Linked DNA regions of Homo sapiens: region 2 is linked to region 1. A link is an interaction called in ENCODE POLR2A ChIA-PET data of the cell type or tissue named here. Cell type or tissue: MCF 10A. All regions are shown on one strand. Each heading gives the region's core, and the rest is flanking DNA. Links, peaks and the distances in the headings are about the cores only. Region 1 overlaps RABEPK (Rab9 effector protein with kelch motifs). Region 2 overlaps GAPVD1 (GTPase activating protein and VPS9 domains 1).

Region 1 (9,392 bases), core at 6,394-8,893:
TAACAAGGCTGGGCACAGTGGCTCACACCTATATCCTAGCACTTTGGGATGCCGAGGTGGGCAGATTGCCTGAGCTCAGGAGTTTGAGACCAGTCTGGGCAACATGGTGAAACCCCGTCTCTATGAAAATACAAAATATTAGATGGGGCCGGGCACGGTGGCTCACGTCTGTAATCCCAGCACTTTGGGAGGCCAAGGTGGGCGAATCACGAGGTCAAGAGATCAAGACCAGTCTGGCCAACATGGTGATACCGCGTCTCAATTAAAAATAGAAAAATTAGCTGGGGGTGGTGGCATGTGGCTGTAGTCCCAGCTACTCGGGAGGCTGAGGCAGGAGAATTGCTTGAACCGGGGAGGCGGAGGTTACAGTAAGCCGAGATTGTGCCACTGCACTCCAGCCTGGGCGACAGAGCGAGACTCTGTCTGCAAAAAATAATAATAATAAATAGAAGCCAGGCGTGGTGACTCACGCCTGTAATCCCAGCACTTTGGGAGGCCAAGGTGGGCAGATCACCTAAAGTCAGGAGTTCGAGACCAGCCTGACCAACATGGAGAAACCCTGTCTCTACTAAAAATACAAAAATTAGCTGCATGTGGTGTTGCATGCCTGTAATCCCAGCTACTCTGGAGGCTGAGGCAGGAGAATCGCTTGAACCTGGGAGGCAGAGGTTGCAGTAAGCTGAGATCATGCCATTGCACTCCAGCCTGGGCGACAAGACCGAAACTTTGTCTCAAATAATAATAATAATAATGATAATAATAATACATTAAATAAATGAATAACAAGAAGATGACTCTGAAGGGCTGTCACAGAAACAGACTCATTCATTTTGACTTTGTGGCAGTTTTAGTTTGAAGCTAAAGAGGAGATCGTTTTTATTTCATAGCGAGAAATGGCTTCCGGGTGCTGAGTAGAAGGGGCAGGCATGTTTGGTAGTGGGCTCTCCAGCCCTAGAAGCATGCACGCAGAGCCTCTGTAGGACTTTTTTTTTTCTTTTTTTTAAGACAGAGTCTTGCTCTGTCGCCCAGGCTGGAATGCAATGGCGCAATCTCGGCTCACTTCAACCTCCACCTCTCGGGTTCAAGCAATTCTCCTGCCTCAGCCTCCCAAGTAGCTGGGATTACTAGGCACCTGCCACCACACCTGGCTAATTTTTTTTTTTTTGTATTTTTAGTAGAGACAGTGTTTCACCATGTTGGCCAGGCTGGCCTCGAACTCCTGACCTCAGGTGATCCACCTGTCTCGGCCTCCCAAAGTGCTGGGATTACAACTGTGAGCCACCGCAGCAGCCTATAGGATGTAAAAGGAGGGATGCCTGGATTGGCTGGGGGAGTTGGAGTGAATGACCCCAGGGTTGCTTCCTGCATGGGACAGCTCCGCTTGCTAGGAGGTGCTACAGAGGCTTGGGCCTGTTTCTCGTGTTCTTTTTTAATAGTTTTGCCATTTGATGTTATTGAATTTACTTTTCTAGACACTCTGACCTGGTCACAGCCAGAGACACTTGGAAATCCTCCATCTCCCCGGCATGGTCATGTGATGGTGGCAGCAGGGACAAAGCTCTTCATCCACGGAGGCTTGGCGGGGGACAGATTCTATGATGACCTCCACTGCATTGATATAAGTAAGCAGGGCATGGGGGCTTGTCTGTTTAAAATTGTTATTTTTATTTATTTATTTATTTTTAGACAGGATCTCTGTCTGTCACTCAGGCTGGAGTGCGGTGGCATGATCTCAGTAGCCTCAGCCTCCAGGACTCAAGTAATCCTCCTACCTCATCCTCCGCAGTAGCTGGAGCTACAGGTGTGTGCCACCATGCTTGGCTAATATAAAATTTTATTTTGGTAGAGATGGGGTCTCACCATGTTGCCCAGGCTGATCTCAAACTTCTGTGCTCAAGTGATTTTTTAGTGTGCTTTGAAAGAATATGGCCTTGCTTGGCCAGGTGCAATGGCTCATGCCTGTAATCTTAGCACCTTGGGAGGCTGAGGCAGGCATATCACCTGAGATCAGGAGTTTGAGACCAGCCTGGCCAACATGGTGAAACCCCGTGTCTACTAAAAATACAAAAATTAGCCTATTGTCATGGCACATGTGCCTGTAATCCCAGCTACGTTGGTGCCTGAGTCAGGAGAATCGCTTGAACCCAGGAGGTGGAGGTTGTGGTGAGCTAAGATTACGCCACTGCACTCCAGCCTGGGCCACAGAGCAAGACTCCATCTCCAAAAAAAAGAAAAAAAAAAAAAAGCCGGGCTTGGTGACTCACACCTGTAATCCCAGCACTTTGGGAGGCTGAGGCTGGGGGATCATGAGGTAAGGAGGTCGAGACCAGCCTGGCCAACATAGTGAAACCCCATCTCTACTAAAAATAAAAAAAATTAGCCAAGTGTGGTGGCACTCGCCTCTAGTCCTAGCTACTTGGGAGGCTGAGGCAGGAGAATTGCTTGAACCCGGGAGGCAGAGGTTGCAGTGAGCCGAGACCACACCATTGCACTCCAGCCTGGGTGACAGAGTGAGACTCCATCTCAGAAAAAAGAGCTGGGCACAGTGGCTCATGCCTGTAATCCCAGCACTTTGGGAGGCCAAGGCAGGTGGATCATCTGAGGTCAGGAGTTCGAGACCAGCCTGGCCAACATGGTGAAACCCCATCTCTACTAAAAATATAAAAATTAGCCAGGCGTGGTGGTGCATGCCTGTAATCCCAGCTACTCGGGAGGCTGAGGCAGGAGAATTGCTTGAGCCCAGGAGGCAGAGGTTGCAGTGATCCAAGATCATGCCACTGCACTTCATCCTGGGCGACACAGCAAGACTCCGTCTCCAAAAAAAAAAGAAAAAAAGAAAAAAAAAATCAGCCAGGCTTGGTGACAGGCACCTGTAGTCCTGGCTACGTGGGAGGCTGAGGCAGGAGAATCGCTGGAACCTGGGAGGTGGAGGTTGCCGTGAGCTGATTGCACCCCTGCACTCCAGCCTAGACGACAGAGTGAGACTCCGTCTCAAAGAAAAGAAAAAAGAAAAAGAAAATATAGCCTTGCTCTTATGTGTAGGTAACTTGACCAGCTGGCAGAATCTTCATCAGATTCTGTTACCTCTGGACAGAATACTAATAATAAAAAATCATAGCACTAAATAATCTCCTGAGTGCTTACTATGGACCCAGCCATTTATTGTCTCTTAACCTTCCAACAGTGCTCTCCTTTCATTACAACCCATTATGCTTTGTGTTGGCCTACTGGATTTCTTTCTGGTGTTAGCCATTAACCCATGAAGGATCTGGATAATGTGGATGTAGATGACTAGAGTTTCATGCTTTTCATGTTAAATGGTTGAAAACAGTGGGAAGAGGAAGGTTAGAGAGAACATGAGAAATATCCTTTAAGTATCTGAAGGGCTGATATGCTGTGGAGAGACCCTGGACTCATTCTGGGCAATTCCTTCAAGCTGTGAGGTCCATTATGGTAGGGAACTTGTCTATTTTGTTCTCCAGTACATTTCTAGCACTTAGCACAGTGTCTGGCAGATAGTGGGTGACAGGTACTTTCTTTTTTTTGAGATAGTGTCTCACTTGGTTGCCCAGGCTGGAATGCACTGATGCGATCTTAGCTCATGGCAGCCTCTGCCTCTCAGGTCAAGTGATTCTCCTGCCTCAGCCTCCCGGGTAGCTGGGACAACAGGCACGTGCTACAACACCCAGATAATTTTTTTATTTTCTGTAGAGATGAGGTTTCACCATGTTGCCCAGGCTGGTCTCCAACTCCAGGACTCAAGGGATCCACCCGCCTTGGCCTCTCAAAGTGCTGGGATTATAGGCGTGAACCACTGCTCCCGGCTCATACCTGTTATTGAGTGGAGGGATGAAGAAATGAACATGTTCTGCATTGCTCCAGACTACAAGAACTGGAACAATGGGCAGAAGGCATGGGAAGTCCTGTGTAGTGTATCGGGCTGACTTCCCAAGCCCTGAATTATCTGGCTCCATGACAGCTGAGGCCAGGGGACACTGGCTTTGTATTCTTGCATTGGCTAGAATTTTGGCCACACCGGGTGATTCTCCCTTCTTACTCTGAGATGCTGGGCCCCTGCCTTGCATTGACAGATGGAAACTATTTTTTTTTTTTTTTGAGATGGAGTCTCGCTCTGTTGCCCAGGCTGGAGTGCAGTGGTGCAATCTTGGCTCACTGCAAGCTCTGCCTCCCGGGTTCATGCCATTCTCCTGCCTCAGCCTCCTGAGTAGTTGGGACTACAGGTGTCCACCACCACGCCCGGCTAATTTTTTGTATTTTTAGTAGAGACAGGGTTTCACCGTGTTAGCCAGGATGGTCTCAATCTCCTGACCTTGTGATCCGCCCACCTCGGCCTCCCAAAGTGCTGGGATTACAGGTGTGAGCCACTGCGCCCGGCCGACAGATGGAAACTATTTACACAAAACCATTCCTTGCGGGCAGTCAGATGGGGTCTTAATGCTTATTTTTAAAAAGAGCCTTTTTCTGGTGTTAGGAACTACTTGTTGACTATTTTTCCTGCCTACCCAAGTAGTTCTCTAAATCTAAAATCCAGTGATAGCTTGCCTTATTTAAATGCTTGTTTTGGCTGGGAGCAGTGGCTCACCCCTGTAATCCCAGCACTTTGGGAGGCCGAGGTGGACGGATCACCTGAGGTCAGGAGTTTGAGACTAGCCTGGCCAACATGGTGAAACCCTGTCTCTACTAAAAATGCAAAAATTAGCCGGGTGTGGCGGCACGTGCCAGCTACTCTGGAGGCTGAGGCAGGAGCATCGCTTGAATCCGGGAGGTGGAGGTTGCAGTGAGCTGAGATCGCGCCACTGCACTCCAGCCTGGGTAACAGAGTGAGACTCTGTCTCAAAAGAAAAAAAAATGCTTGTTTGAAAAGATGCAAGTTTCCCTGCAAAAATAGGTGGGAAGTAGGCGCTAAGGCAGCACATTATCGTGTAGAGATTTTGGAGACACAGGCTTTGGAGCCACACCTAAGTGCAGTCTTGCTGTGCCACTTACAAGCTATAGGGTCTCGGACAAGTCTCTTTCCTTCTCTATTCTTGTTTGCTCATTTGTAAGAAGAAAGGGGAGGCCAGGCACCAGGCCATGGCTCCCGCCTGTAATCCCAGCACTCTGGGAGGCCGAGGTGGGTGGATCACGAGGTCAGGAGTTCAAGACCAGCCTGGCCAAGATGGTGAAACACCGTCTCTACTAAAAATACAAAAAATTAGCCAGACCCGGTGGCAGGTGCCTGTAATCCCAGCTACTCGGGAGGCTGAGGCAGAGAATTGCTTGAACCTGGGAGTCAAGATCAAGCCACTGCACTCCAGGCTGGGCAACAGAGCGGAAAAAAAAAGAATAAGAAAGGGGATAGGCAGAAGTAATAGAAATTTCATAGGGCTGTTATGAAAATTAAGTGAGCAAAATTTGTTGTTTAGCCAGCACTTACAAAATCGCTAAGGAACTGTATTTTTTTTTTTTTTTTTTTTTTGAGACGGAGCTTCGCTCTTGTTGCCCAGGCTGGAGTGCAATGGTGTGATCTCAGCTCAGCGCAACCTCCGCCTCCCAGGTTCAAGCGATTCTCATGCCTCAGCCTCCTGAGTAGCTGGGATTACAGGCATGCACCACCATGCCTGGCTAATTTTGTATTTTTAGTAGAGACGGGGTTTCTCCATGTTGGTCAGGCTGGTCTCGAACTCCCGACCTCAGGTGATCCGCCCGCCTCGGCCTCCCAAAGTGCTGGGATTACAGGCGTGAGCCACCGTGCCCGGCCCAGGAACTGTATTTAAAGTACACACACACACACACACACACACACACAGAGACAGAGAGAGAGAGAGAGAGAAACTGAGCTAATTCGAGGCAGTTAATAGTGAATGGTTGAAGGTGACTGTTATTATAAAGGTTGTATCACATTTCTGTGTGATCCAAAGACTGCCTACATCAGAATCGCCTGAGATTCTGGGAATCACTGAGCCCCTCCCTGCCTTCCTCCCTGGACTACCCAATCATAATGTCAGAGTTCCCCAAATAATTCTTATGTGCACTAAACCTCTCAGAGCTCTTGGTGAATGACTTTCAGTGATTGGTGTGCAAACTACAGTAGATAGATAAGTTTGAAAGCACATCTTAGCCCATGCTGCGCCAAAGCTCTTTCTTTCTCTTGGCAGGTGACATGAAATGGCAGAAGCTAAATCCCACTGGGGCTGCTCCAGCAGGCTGTGCTGCCCACTCAGCTGTGGCCATGGGAAAACATGTGTACATCTTTGGTGGAATGACTCCTGCAGGAGCACTGGACACAATGTACCAGTATCACACAGGTGAGCAGGTGTCCATGGGGGATCTTTAAACAAATCTAAACATTCTTTGAAACGTGATGCGGTGGCTCACGCCTGTAATCCCAGCACTTTGGGAGGCCGAGGCAGGCAGATCACGAGGTCAGGAGATCGAGACCATCCTGACCAACATGGTGAAACCCCATCTCTACTAAAATACAAAAAATTAGCCAGGCGTGGTGGCGGGCGCCTGTAGTCCCAGCTACTCGGGAGGCTGAGGCAGGGGAATTGCTTGAACCCAGGAGGCAGAGAGGTTGCAGTGAGCTGAGATCACACCACTGCACTCCAGCCTGGTGACAGAGCGAGACTCTGTCTCAAAAAAAAAAAAAAAAGAAAGAAAGAAAAAAGTGATGCAGTGCTTCCAATTTGGTTCCTCTATATCTAAATCCAAAAGAATGAAAACTCTGTAGGGGATGACATCAGGAAAGCAGCAATGCTGCCATAAGGTTTTTTTCCTTTTACTCCTGTTTGTTAGGACTCGGCTGCTACAGTAAATCACTGAGCATTTCTAGAAATTTCATTACTTTTTAAATTTTATTCAGATTTTGGCTTTCACTATCTGGAAATTGTTTTTTTTTTTTTTTTTTTTTTTGTCTGAGATGGAGTCTCACTCTGTCGCCCAGGCTGTAGTGCGGTGACGTGATCTTGGCTCACTGCAAGTTCCACCTCCTGGGTTCACGCCATTCTCCTGCCTCAGCCTCCCGAGTAGCTGGGACTACAGGTGCCCGCCACCATGCCCAGCTAATTTTTTTTTTGTATTTTTGGTAGAGACGGGGTTTCACCGTGTTAGCCAGGATGGTCTCCATCTCCTGACCTCGTGATCCACCCGCTTCGGCCTCCCAAAGTGCTGGGATTACAGGCGTGAGCCACCGTGCCCGGCCTATCTGGAAATTTCTTAACATGAAGCCTTTTCCCTCCCCAACATAGAAGAGCAGCATTGGACCTTGCTTAAATTTGATACTCTTCTACCCCCTGGACGATTGGACCATTCCATGTGTATCATTCCATGGCCAGTGACGTGTGCTTCTGAGAAAGAAGATTCCAACTCTCTCACTCTGAACCATGAAGCTGAGAAAGAGGATTCAGCTGACAAAGTAATGAGCCACAGTGGTGACTCACATGAGGAAAGCCAGACTGCTACACTGCTCTGTTTGGTGTTTGGTGGGATGAATACAGAAGGGGAAATCTATGACGATTGTATTGTGACTGTAGTGGACTAATAAAACCCACATTTTTATTACCTGTCAGTTACTTTCAGAATAGTTAAGTAAAACATTAGCTGTTTTATACCTCCAAAATATCTTCTGCATTATATATCTGTTTTTCTCCTACTTTGGTAGGTGAAGAAACTAATGCAAATAATTCTTATGTGCACTAAACCTTGCTATATTGCCTCTCAGAGCTCTTGGGAATGACTTTCAGTGACTGGTTTGCAAACTGTGGTAGATAGATAAGTTTTGCCCAATGCAAAAACCTCCACTGCATTAACATAAAAGGCTTTGGGCCAGGCTTGGTGGCTCACGCCTGTAATCCCAACACTTTGGGAGGCTGAGGAGGTGGATCACCTGAGGTCGGGAGTTCAAAACCAGCCTTACTACCATGAAGAAACTCCGTCTCTACTAAAAACACAAAATTAGCCGGGTGTGCTGGCCCATGCCTGTAATCCCAGATACTCAGGAGGCTGAGACAGGAGAATCGCTTGAACCCGGGAGGCGGAGGTTGCGGTGAGCTGAGATCACACCATTGCACTCCAGCCTGGGTGACAAGAACGAAACTCTGTCTCAAAAAAAAAAAAAATATATATATATATACATATATACACACATATATATGTATACATATATAGTATATTTATATGTATACATATATATGTATACATATTTATATATACATGTATTTATATATGTATACATAAACACATATATATGTATACATATATATATATATAAAAGGTTTTGCCAACAATACAAACCTAGGTAGGTGTGATTTGTGTATTAAATGCTAATCACAAAGTTGCAATATGGTTAGGGTTAAAAAAGAAGTTGCAGAATTATAATTGGTAAACAACAAACTATAGACATCAGACACATAGTTGAAGTCTATCTTTTTAATATTCAGTAACAGCTCCTCAGAAAGAGTTACAGACTAGGTGGTCCACGGTAGTGAGAGCCTTTGAGGTAAGGGAAGACTAGCCCTAGTTGCTAACTACCATTTAACCCTATTGCCCCAGGGTACACAGCACTGTAGGTCATCTTTAATGGCTGTATTGGGCTTGGCCTGAGACCAGTATTCTGCTCAGGGTCTGCCCAAATGCTTTTCGGGCAGTGCAGCTGAGGCCTAGGTCTAATTAAGAGTTTGGTGTTGGGATCCAGTTCTACTAGCCCTAGAGAATTAACCTTTCAGCCAGTTGCCCATCTATAAAATACCTATCCTTGGGCAGTATTGGATTCTTTTTTTTTTTTTTGAGGTGGAGTCTCACTCTTGTCGCCAGGCTGGAGTGCCGGGCTGGAGTACAGTGGTGTGATCTCGGCTCACTGCAACCTCTGCCTCCCGGGTTCGAGTGATTCTCCTGCCTCAGCCTTCAGCTTGCACTACCACGCCCAGCTAATTTTTGTATTTTCAGTAGAGATGGAGTTTCACCATGTTGGCAAAGATGGTCTCTATCTCTTGACCTTGTGATCCACCCGCCTTGGCCTCCCAAAGTGCTAGGATTACAATATTGGATTTTATGTTAGCACCAGCCTGTCCTTTATTGATCATACCATTTACCTGGACTCTTTTCTTCAGGAACACAATCTAAGTAATCCTAAACCAGTTTTGACACAAACCATTGCCTTTAACAACCCATTCATAGTGAGGGGATTTAGTGTAGTTTCAATGTCACCATCCAAGATCCCACCCCAGTACCACTAATGAGAAATTTCAGGGATGGAGATTCTGACACAGCTAGGGTTCACAATATACCTTTACATCCTAAAGTTACAAATGAAATCCAAGTGTATAAAGTTAATACCAGTGATCACTCACTCCCCATCATTTCTCAGAGAATCCAAGCAGCTATAAAAGCAT
Region 2 (9,392 bases), core at 2,507-5,006, 130 kb after region 1:
AGAGAAGGTGGTGGGATTGGGGTGAAGGGCTACACTGGAGGCAGGAGATAGGGCTGTGCTGTGTTGGAGCCGGGGCTGAGGGTAGACCCCCCAGAGATTTGACATCTGTGACACCTGTGAAATGGGTTCGGGTGCTCATGACTCCATAGCTGGCGGAGGAGCACAGCACAGCTGTTGCAGGGGCAGCTAAGGTTTCCTCTGAAAATCTGTCAGGAGCAAGGACTACTTTGGCATTAACCATCACTGTTTGATTTCTTGACAGGTATGTGAGATGGGGAGTGATTTGATTTTTTTTTTTTTTTTTAATAGAAAAGAGGAATAGTTGTTCCCCAAATGTTTCTTCCTCCACTGCCTTCCAGTACTTTCTTTACATGAAAGATTAGTGTAAAAGTACAAAATCAGCCCAGGAAACATTCAGCAGCCACTAGTTACTACATAGAATTTATAAAGTGGATGTTAAATGGAGAGAGAGTTGGCTCAGGTCCCCTGAAATCTTGTAGGATTAACTTCTCTGAGGAAAAGAAAAATCAGGTTTGCATTTTGTATTAATATTCTGCTTTTAGAAGTAATAGAAATACAAGTTGAAGATTGTCTTTACTTACAAAATTATATTTTAATTTTTTTTGAGACATAGTCTTGCTCTGTCACCCAGTCTGGAGTGCAGTGCTGTGATCTCGGCTCACTGTAACCACCATCTCCCAGTCTCTAGTGATTCTCATGGCTCAGCCTCCCTGGTTGCTCAGATTACAAGTGTATGCCACCACACCCAGCTAATTTTTGTATTTTTTGTAGAGACAGGGTTTCGCCATGTTGGCCAGGCTGGTCTCGAACTCCTGGCCTCAAGTGATCCGCCTACCTCGGCTTCCCAAAGTGCTGGGATTATAGGCGTGAGCCACCGTGCCCAACCACAAAATTATATGTATATATATTTAAACGTGTCAAACATTTTGCTTTCTTTCTCCATTTTAGGTAAAATCTCAGCCACAGTAATTGCTTTCTTCTGCTTTTTCTTTATAAAAACCTGCTTATGAAGGCCTTCTGATACAGATAGTTAAATCGCTGTAGTAGGAGGCTCAGGTTTTCTAAGGGATTGCAAATGTGCTGCATGGTTTTTCTATTCCTATGTCCTGGAAGCCTTTGTTTAAAGTGGGCTTTACAAATGTGTCCCTGAGGTGCGTGAGCAAGAGAACAATCTCAGCCCCAATACGGGGGCTGTGTTCTTGCCGTAAGAATCTGTAGCTGACTGGTGTGCTGAACCCGGGCACTCTTTTTCCTATTGTTTGCCATGGAAATTTCCACTTTGGACCGAGTAAGGTCAACTAGGTGTTTTAAAATTGTTTTTCTCCTATGTGATTGGGTGTGAAGAGGGAAAGTAGGAATACACTCAGAATTATTACTGGATTGCATAAAAGTGATAGAAGTGTAGTGGGGTTCACTTCCTCAATTGGTGCTTCCTAGATTTTTCTCTCCCATCTCTTCCTGCTTTGTTTCTTTAAAGAAAAGGCTGTTGTCTCTCTTTTTAAATATTTAAGTCTAGTGAGTTTATTTTGTACGCAATTGCTTTAATTTTAAGGGAAGTAAATCTGAAACTATCTTGAAGCCCAAAGGATTTTTAGTAAGTGGATTAACAGTGATGAGGTATTTGCGATTACTTTAAATGCCAAAATGCTTGAGAACTTTGCCAGGTTAAAAATTACTTAATATATTTTAGAATGTAGGTTAGAAAGTAGTAGGACAAGGAATAGCTTTATTACTCTTGAGAACACTTGGATAAATGAAAATATAGTTTGCTTCCGTGTTAAGTTGTGGTTGAGCTATGGAGTGACCCTGGAGCTGCCGCATCCCACAGGCCTGAGCTCAGCAAGGGTTCAATTCAAGAGAGATGACGTCTCCACTTGGATAATGGCAGACAGTGTGGGTAGCGGCCATGCACTAGGGGAATTCACCTCTGTCAAATTAATACTCTCCTGTCTACTGGATTCTTCTTGTGCTTCACCTGGATTAAAAAGCTGTACTGCCTCTTTTGAAACAGATAAAACCTTTCTATAAGTCTCAATTAATGAGCTTGCACAATCTTGTATATGTACAGGAAACCCCTCCTGTCTCCTAATGTGATTAGTACTGTAAAATATTCTATAAAACTGATTAAAAGGGGAGAGCAGTTTGATTCACAGGGTTTTATGTTTCTGTCATCTATTTTATATTCAGAAGCATTTCTGAAAACGTATTTGACTTCCGAATGTTCTGATGTTCTCCGTGAATTCACACACATCTTTTTTATCTGAACAATAAGGGTGTTTGCTAAGTATGGCACAAGAAGGAACTAGAATGACCTGGCAGTAACTAACACAATGGTGAACATCTAAGGGTTTTTTTTTTTTTTTTTTTGAGACAGGGCCTGGCTCTGTCGCCCAGGCTGGAGTGCAGAGGCAGGATCTAGGGTCACTGCAAACTCTGCCTCCTGTTCTCAAAGATCCTCCAGCCTCAGCCTTCCCAGTAGCTGGGACAACAGGCATACGCTACCACACCTGACTAATATTTGTATTGTTTGTAGAGGCAGGGTTTTGCCATGTTGCCCAGTCTCCTGAGCTCAAGCGATCTGCCCGCCTCAACCTCCCAAAGTGCTGGGATTACAGGCGTGAGCCACTGCACCCAGACCTTCATCTATGGATTTAACAGTTTCTGCCTAATGCCTATATTTGGTAGCTATTTATCATTTTTCATTTTGAAAGCAAAAGTGTTGCCATCTAATCACAATATTCATTTAGGCCTTTATTAATCTTTCCAGCCAAGGGAAGTTACTTTTGACAAGGAGTACTAACTCATTCTTCAGGCTTCCCTTGCTGGTGAGAAGGCGCTTTTCTTATATTGATTGCACTTCATTTAGAAGGAAATAGTTAAAAACTTGCTTACGGCCCATTTCCATTTGCTCTGTTCAGTATTTTTTTTTTTTTTTTTGAGGCAGAGTTTTGCTCTTGTTACCCAGGCTGGAGTGCAATGGCTCGATTTTGGCTCACTGCAACCTTCGCTTCCCAGGTTCAAGCAGTTCTGCCTCAGCCTCCTGAGTAGCTGGAATACAGGCATGCGCCACCACGCCCAGCTGATTTTGTATTTTTAGTAGAGACGGGGTTTCGCCATATTGGTCAGGCTGGTCTCGAACCCCTGACCTCAGGTGATCCACCTGCCTCGGCCTCCCAAAGTGCTGAGATTACAGGTGTAAGCCACCGCACCCGGCCCACTCTTCAATATTAAAACGAGTGGTATGACGCCTAGAACCAAAAATAGCATTCAGCTTTTCTTGCCAACTTGGAATTTACCTGTGTCGCTTGGACTGCTGTTACGCTTGTACCCACTCAACCCTTTCCGCAAGTACAGGGCTCCGTAGCTTTTCCTCACAGGATGCTGAGCTACTGACACTAGCTTCACGAGCCTGCCTGCCATACTGCTGCAAAATGGGTGGTGATCCTGTAGAGAGAAACCAGGGCTGAAGCTCCTCTTGGCCATAAATGTGTCCTCCACCTAAGGATTGAAGTATTCAGCGAAGAGCTTTTGCTTCACTTATTTCATTCCAGAAGAATCCTTTCCATCCACTTAGGGTAGTAAAATATAGCCCATAGATTTAAAAAAAAAAAAAAAAAAAAAAAAGACCCATGCCCAGAGAAAGTGTTTTAGCTCATGCCTGTAATCCCAGCACTTTGGGAAACGAAGGCGGGAGGATCACTTGAGCTCAGGAATTTGAGGCCAGCCTGGGAAACAATGAGACCTGGTCTGTACAAAAAAAAAAAAAAAAAAAATTTAAATAAGCCAGGCATGGTGGCACATCCCTGTAGTCCCAGCTACTTGGGAGGCTGAGGTGGGAGGATGGCTTGAGCCCAGGAGTTCCAGGCTGCAGATTGGGCCACTGCATTCCAGTCTGGGTTACAGGGCGAGATCTTGTCTCTAAAAAAAGAAAAAATATATATGACCAAAGAACCATATAGGCTATTGTGGAGATCCAGAACACCGTCCACATTTTATGCTAAAGCGGAAACAGCTCTCAGTTCCAAGTCCTTGGACCTGTTGTAAACAATGAATGTGAAAACCATGGTAATCTTATTTCTGTTAGCTGTTTAGGAATTCAGCGTATTGCTGGTCGAAATATATGCTGTGACCCACCCTGACCAACTAGATCATCTTTGGGGATGGGGCCCAGGATTTGGTGCTCTAGGGAGTTATACTATATAAACTGTTTCCCAAACTTCCCTGTTGAGAATCACCTGGTATTCTTGTTGGTATATAAGAGTCCATAGGGGAGGGAACCAGGAATCTTTGAACAAGTCCTCCCAGTGACTTTTATTTTCCAGAGAGTTTTTGTTTTTGAGACAGGGTGTCACCCTGTCACCCAGGCTGGAGTGCAGTGGCATGATCCTAGCTCACTGTGGTCTCAAACTCCTGGGCTCAAGTGATCTTCCTGCCTCAGCCTCCTGAGTAGCTGGGACCACAGGTGCATGCCACAACACCTGGCTAATTTCAAAAAAGTTTTTCAGAGATGGGGTCTTGCTTGCTATGTTGCCCTCTCTGGTCTTGAACTCCCAGGCTCAAGCGATCCTCCTGTCTCAGCTTCCCAAAGTACTGGGATTACAGGTGTGAACTGCCATGCCCAGCCTCTCCAAGAGAGTTTGAGAAGCACCAGGAGAGCTTGCACTTGATGAAGAATGAACCAGTGGCCCGCCTACCCTCATCGCCCACCTGGGGAGGTTCATAAAACCACAGACTCATGATCCCACCCCATACCCATTGAATCAATTTCTGGGGAAGATGCCAGGAATCTGCATTTCTAGCAAGCTCCCCATCTCACTGAAACTCATGAAAATGTATGATCCACTGTGAAAGTGGTTAACTCCTAAACACTTGGCTTCATAGCTCACAAGGGTAATAAGCATGAATGGGGAAGCCCCTTTAAAAGAATGAGAATTGTTAGCCTACAGCCAATCCAATGATTCCTTTAAGGATAGCTCTTTTTATATGCTTAGAATGAAGCATTTTCTTTACTCATAACTGCCTGTTATGTAACGCTGTTTCCTTAGCCTCAAATTGCTAAACATTTCCAGAGAATCATGGTGTTCAATGACATACCCAAATTTATGTATGAAAAATTCTTAGAGTCTAATCTTTCTGTGTTTAAGCTTTTAAAATGTTTTTTTGTTTGTTTGTTTGTTTTGTTTTTGGGTTTTTTGTTTGAGATGGAGTCTCACTCTGTCACCCAGGCTGGAGTGCAGTGGTGCGATTTCGGCTCACTGCACGCTCTGCCTCCTGGGTTCAAGTGATTCTCCCACCTCAGCCTCCCGAGTAGCTGGGATTACAGGCATGTGCTACCATGCCTGGCTAATTTTTGTATTTTTAGTAGAGACTGGGGTTTCACCATGTTGGCCAAGCTGGTCTCAAACTCCTGACCTCAAGTCATCTCCTGCCTTGGCCTCCCAAAGTGCTGGGATTACAGGCGTGAGCCACCGCGCCCAGCCAGTTGTTTCATTTTGATTGTTTTGTGACCATTCATAACTGGTGTCCCATGTAAAATAACTGCATTGGTTCCCACAGCCCTTGACCTCTGACTTCACTTTTGTTTCCCCAGTGCTGCCTCTGCTGAAAGTAAAAGAATTTCTCCTCTTCTACTTCTCCTCCCACATTTGATGTGTGGACTTCCATGCCTGGGTTCCCTCCCCTAGGTCCCTTTACATTTTGATCACTGGCGACCCTATTTTCCTTTTCGTGTGGCTGTGGCGGTGACAGCAGAGGCTGCATCTGCTGCTGCTGCTTTGGGGCAGCATGCTGTGAGGAGAAGAGTGCAATGGAAGGGGACAGATGACAGGAAGTGCTCAGGGCCATCCGATTGTCGCAGCGTCCTCAGGGATGCCCCTGCCACAAGCCCCTCCACAGCTAAGTGGGCCATACCAATGAGCCTGAACTAGTCCTTTCCCTCCCTGGGCCACTCCCGCCATTACTGAAAAGCCACAGGTTCCCAGCGGTGTTTGGTTATGTTGCTAGGCTCAGGAACTGGAAGATGGATCTAATCTGAGCTCTGTCTCTAACCAGACCTAAGGCAAGTGGCAACTCCTTTGAAGGCGTTTCCTGATTTGGGCTTTATTACCTCACGGATCCCCTGCAGTTTTACCATCTACATAAAATCTTGAACTATTTCTCCTGTACTGGCCTTTAATGGAGGGGGTGGTTAAAGTGCAGGGACACAGTGGAGGCTGCCAGGAGCACGGGGGTGTCCGGAACCCTTGATCAGGAAGGCTGCCCACTGAGCTGACTCAAGAGGGGACTTGATAGTCTTGCCACTGAACACAAGTTCAGGCCCCAAGCTGCTTTTTGTTTTTTGAGACGGAGTTTCGCTCTGTTGCCCAGGCTGGAGTGCTATGGCGCGATTTTGGCTCACTGCAACCTCCACTTCCCAGGTTCAAGCAATTCTCCTGCCTCAGACTCCCAAGTAGCTGGGATTACAGGCACATGCCACCATGCCCGTCTAATTTTTGTATTTTTAGTAGAGATGGGGGTTTCACCATGTTGGCCAGGCTGGTCTCGAACTCCTGACCTCAGGTGATCTGCCCGCCTTGGCCTCCCAAAGTGCTAGGATTACAGGCATGAGCCATTGTGCCTGGCCCAAGCTTCTTTTTAACCTGGTATATTGTGGGTGAGGAGACAGGCCAGGGAATCCTGGAAAGGTGCCTCCTCTGACACCGGTCAGCAGGGCAGTTGCCAGGGAGGGCCTGCGCTGGACTTGCCAGGAGCACAAGGACCACCTGTGCACAGGGCAGACACTCAGAGCCCTTTTTGGTGGTTGTTACTATTTATCTTTTTTTTTTTTTTTTTTAGACAGGGTCTTGCTCTATCACCCAGGCTGGAGTGCAGTGGTAAGATCATGGCTCACTGCAGCCTCGACCTCCCAGGCTCAAGTGATCCTCCCACCCCAGCCTCCTGAGTAGCTGGGACTACAGGTGCATGCCGCCACGCCTGGCTAATTTTTTTGTATTTTTTATAGGTGGGGTCTCGCTATATTGCCTAAGCTGGTCTTCAACTCCTGGGCTTAAGCTATCCTCCTGCCTCAGCCTCCAAAAGTGCTGAGATTACCGGTGTGAGCTACCGCGCCTGGACATTATTAATCTTTTATTGTTATAATAGCTTAATGGGAGAAGAAAAGATTGTGGTCTATGCATGTATGAAAATTAAGAAGATCATGTTGTAGATTGATTTGCAGGATTTTTTAAAGGCGCCCTGCCTTTTTTCCTCAGCGGGGTTCTTGAGCATCCATCGGTGATCGGTGGTCGCTTCTCGCAAATCTTCTGTTTCATTTATTTTGGTTGCTAAGTAGGGAGATCCACCTTTATCTGGGTGATTCAAAATCACGATTCTCCTGTGAGCTGCTCTAATCTTAGCCTTGCCAGCAGGTGAACTTACACCTAAAATAACACTAGCTTTTCTCCTACTCATTTTCTGTTCAAATCCTCCTTTGTAATAGGATGACAGGCTAGGAGTTCAAAGGTTCTCTACTGCTTCTGTGATCCTTGTTCTAGAGGTTTCCAGGACTGCGACGCACAGCGACCTGCAAAGGCAAGAGCAGCAGCACCCAGCCCTGCAGCTGTCACAGTTCTTGCCAGTCCCTGCTGGTTGGTATCTGCGTCTGACTGAGGCATTTGGCCAAGGGCGGCAAGTACTCAGTGGGGTGCAGCCCCTTGATGGCAGGGGTGATGCCACCATGGACAGCCAAGAGAACCCATTTTTTTATTTTATTCTAGATTCAGGAGGTACCTGTGCTTGTTTGTTACATGGGTATTACATGCATAATGATGGGGTTGGGTTCCTAGCCTACCCATCACCCAAATATTGGACACTGTACCCAGGAGGCAGTTTATCAACTAACAGGCTGGGTTGTGAGCTCAAGTCCCTTTCCACTGTGGTCATAAACAGTAACCACAGTGGAGTGATTCCTGACACATGATGCCTTTCTGGGTCCAGATACTTTCATCCCTATGTGCCCCACCCTACACGCCTCTTTGTCACTCATGCCTGCCGCTGCCCAGCCTTCTTCCCTGGCCCAGGCTCTGGATTGCCCAAACCTCCTGAGGGGCCCTTGGCAAATGTCTCTTTTGTGTTGTGCGTGTGTGTGTGGCAGGGTCTCACTTTGTCGCCCAGGCTGGAGTGCAGTGGCACAATCTCGGCTCACTGCAACCTCTGCCTCTTGGGTTCAAGCGATTCTCCTGCCTCAGCCTCCTGAGAAGCTGGGACTACAGGTACACGCCACCATGCCTGGCTAATTTTTGTGCTTTTGGTAGAGACAGTGTTTCACCATGTTGGCCAGGCTGGTCTCGAACTCCTGACCTCAAGTGATCTACCCGCCTTGGCTTCCCAAAGTGCTGGGATTACAGGTGTGAGCCACCGCGCCTGGCTGGGAAATGTCTCTTAAACCTGTCCCCCGCTGCCACAGCCAGTTTTTCCACCTCCACAATCACGACTGACTCCTAGTCTCCCTGCCTCCCTCTCACCCCTTCTCCTAGGTGCCCTTAGAATTCATCAAGTCTGGCCAGGCACGGTAGCTCACACCTGTAATCCCAGAAATTTGGGAAGCCGAGGTGGGTGGATCACCTGAGGTCAGGAATTCGAGACCAGCCTGACCAACATGGAGAAACCCCGTATCTACTAAAAATACAAAATTAGCTGGGCGTGTTGGTGAATGCCTATAATCCCAGCTACTCGAGAGGCTGAGGCAGGAGAATCACTTGAACCCGGGAGGCGTAGGTTGCAGTGAGCCAAGATCACGCCATTGCACTCCAGCCCGGGCAACAAGAGCAAAACTCCACCTCAAAAACAAACAAACAAAAAAATTCATCAAGTCTGAGCAGATTCCTCTTCTGCCTAAAATCTTCTCTTTTCTACCTGGGTTCTGTCCTGCCTTTTCAGCCACATGCCTCTGGTCCTTCTCCTTCCCCTCCAGCCAGCCCCACTCCAGCCACTGAGAACTATCACCTTTCCCAAAGTGCTGCCCTTTGCCGGCCTCTAAGCCTTTGCTGATGCCCAGATCTGACTGCCTCCCCCACAGTCCTTCCTCCTGCCTCAGATGGCCCTTCTGGAGGAAAACCCCAGGTGCCCCCTCCTGCCTCCCTCCTCAGTGAGGCCTCACCCCCATCCCTCCCTCTCCAGAGCAGTGTCTCCCTGGAGCCTGTGCTCCTAGGGGAGGGCATGCCTCCAAATGGCAGGTGTCCCTAATGTTTGCAGATGGGGATGGATGAGAGGCAGAAAGTAGCCCTTCAGGGCGGGGATTCCACCATCTTTTCCTTCCAAATTCAGGCCCTGCTGGGACAGGAACTATCCCTGTCGTGGTCCAGGGCCAGGTAGTTCTTCACGTCCTCTGGGAA

The links. Peaks named below come from ENCODE experiments on the same cell type or tissue, not always from the same donor. Only the 100,000 strongest peaks of a DNase experiment are listed, where the experiment ranks them.
Region 2: POLR2A ChIA-PET joins it to region 1 with 5 read pairs; 20 of 35 experiments call an interaction of 5 or more read pairs at or near these places.

What each region holds. Positions count from the first base shown.
Region 1 is chr9:125,226,438-125,235,829 of GRCh38, forward strand. RABEPK (Rab9 effector protein with kelch motifs) reads left to right here. Exons shown (of 8, transcript NM_005833.4): 6 at 1,473-1,622; 7 at 6,159-6,308; 8 at 7,251-7,724. The coding sequence ends at 7,543. HSPA5 (heat shock protein family A (Hsp70) member 5) reads right to left here. Exons shown (of 8, transcript NM_005347.5): 8 at 8,416-9,392. Among named protein-coding and RNA genes, the nearest start is that of HSPA5, 10 kb to the right of the region's middle. In MCF 10A, for the core only: no CTCF peak of the experiment used is centred there; a DNase peak (open chromatin) is centred at 7,414.
Region 2 is chr9:125,365,032-125,374,423 of GRCh38, forward strand. GAPVD1 (GTPase activating protein and VPS9 domains 1) reads left to right here. Exons shown (of 28, transcript NM_001282680.3): 28 at 1-2,176. Among named protein-coding and RNA genes, the nearest start is that of GAPVD1, 110 kb to the left of the region's middle. RefSeq lists an enhancer at 6,047-6,547. In MCF 10A, for the core only: no CTCF peak of the experiment used is centred there; no DNase peak of the experiment used is centred there.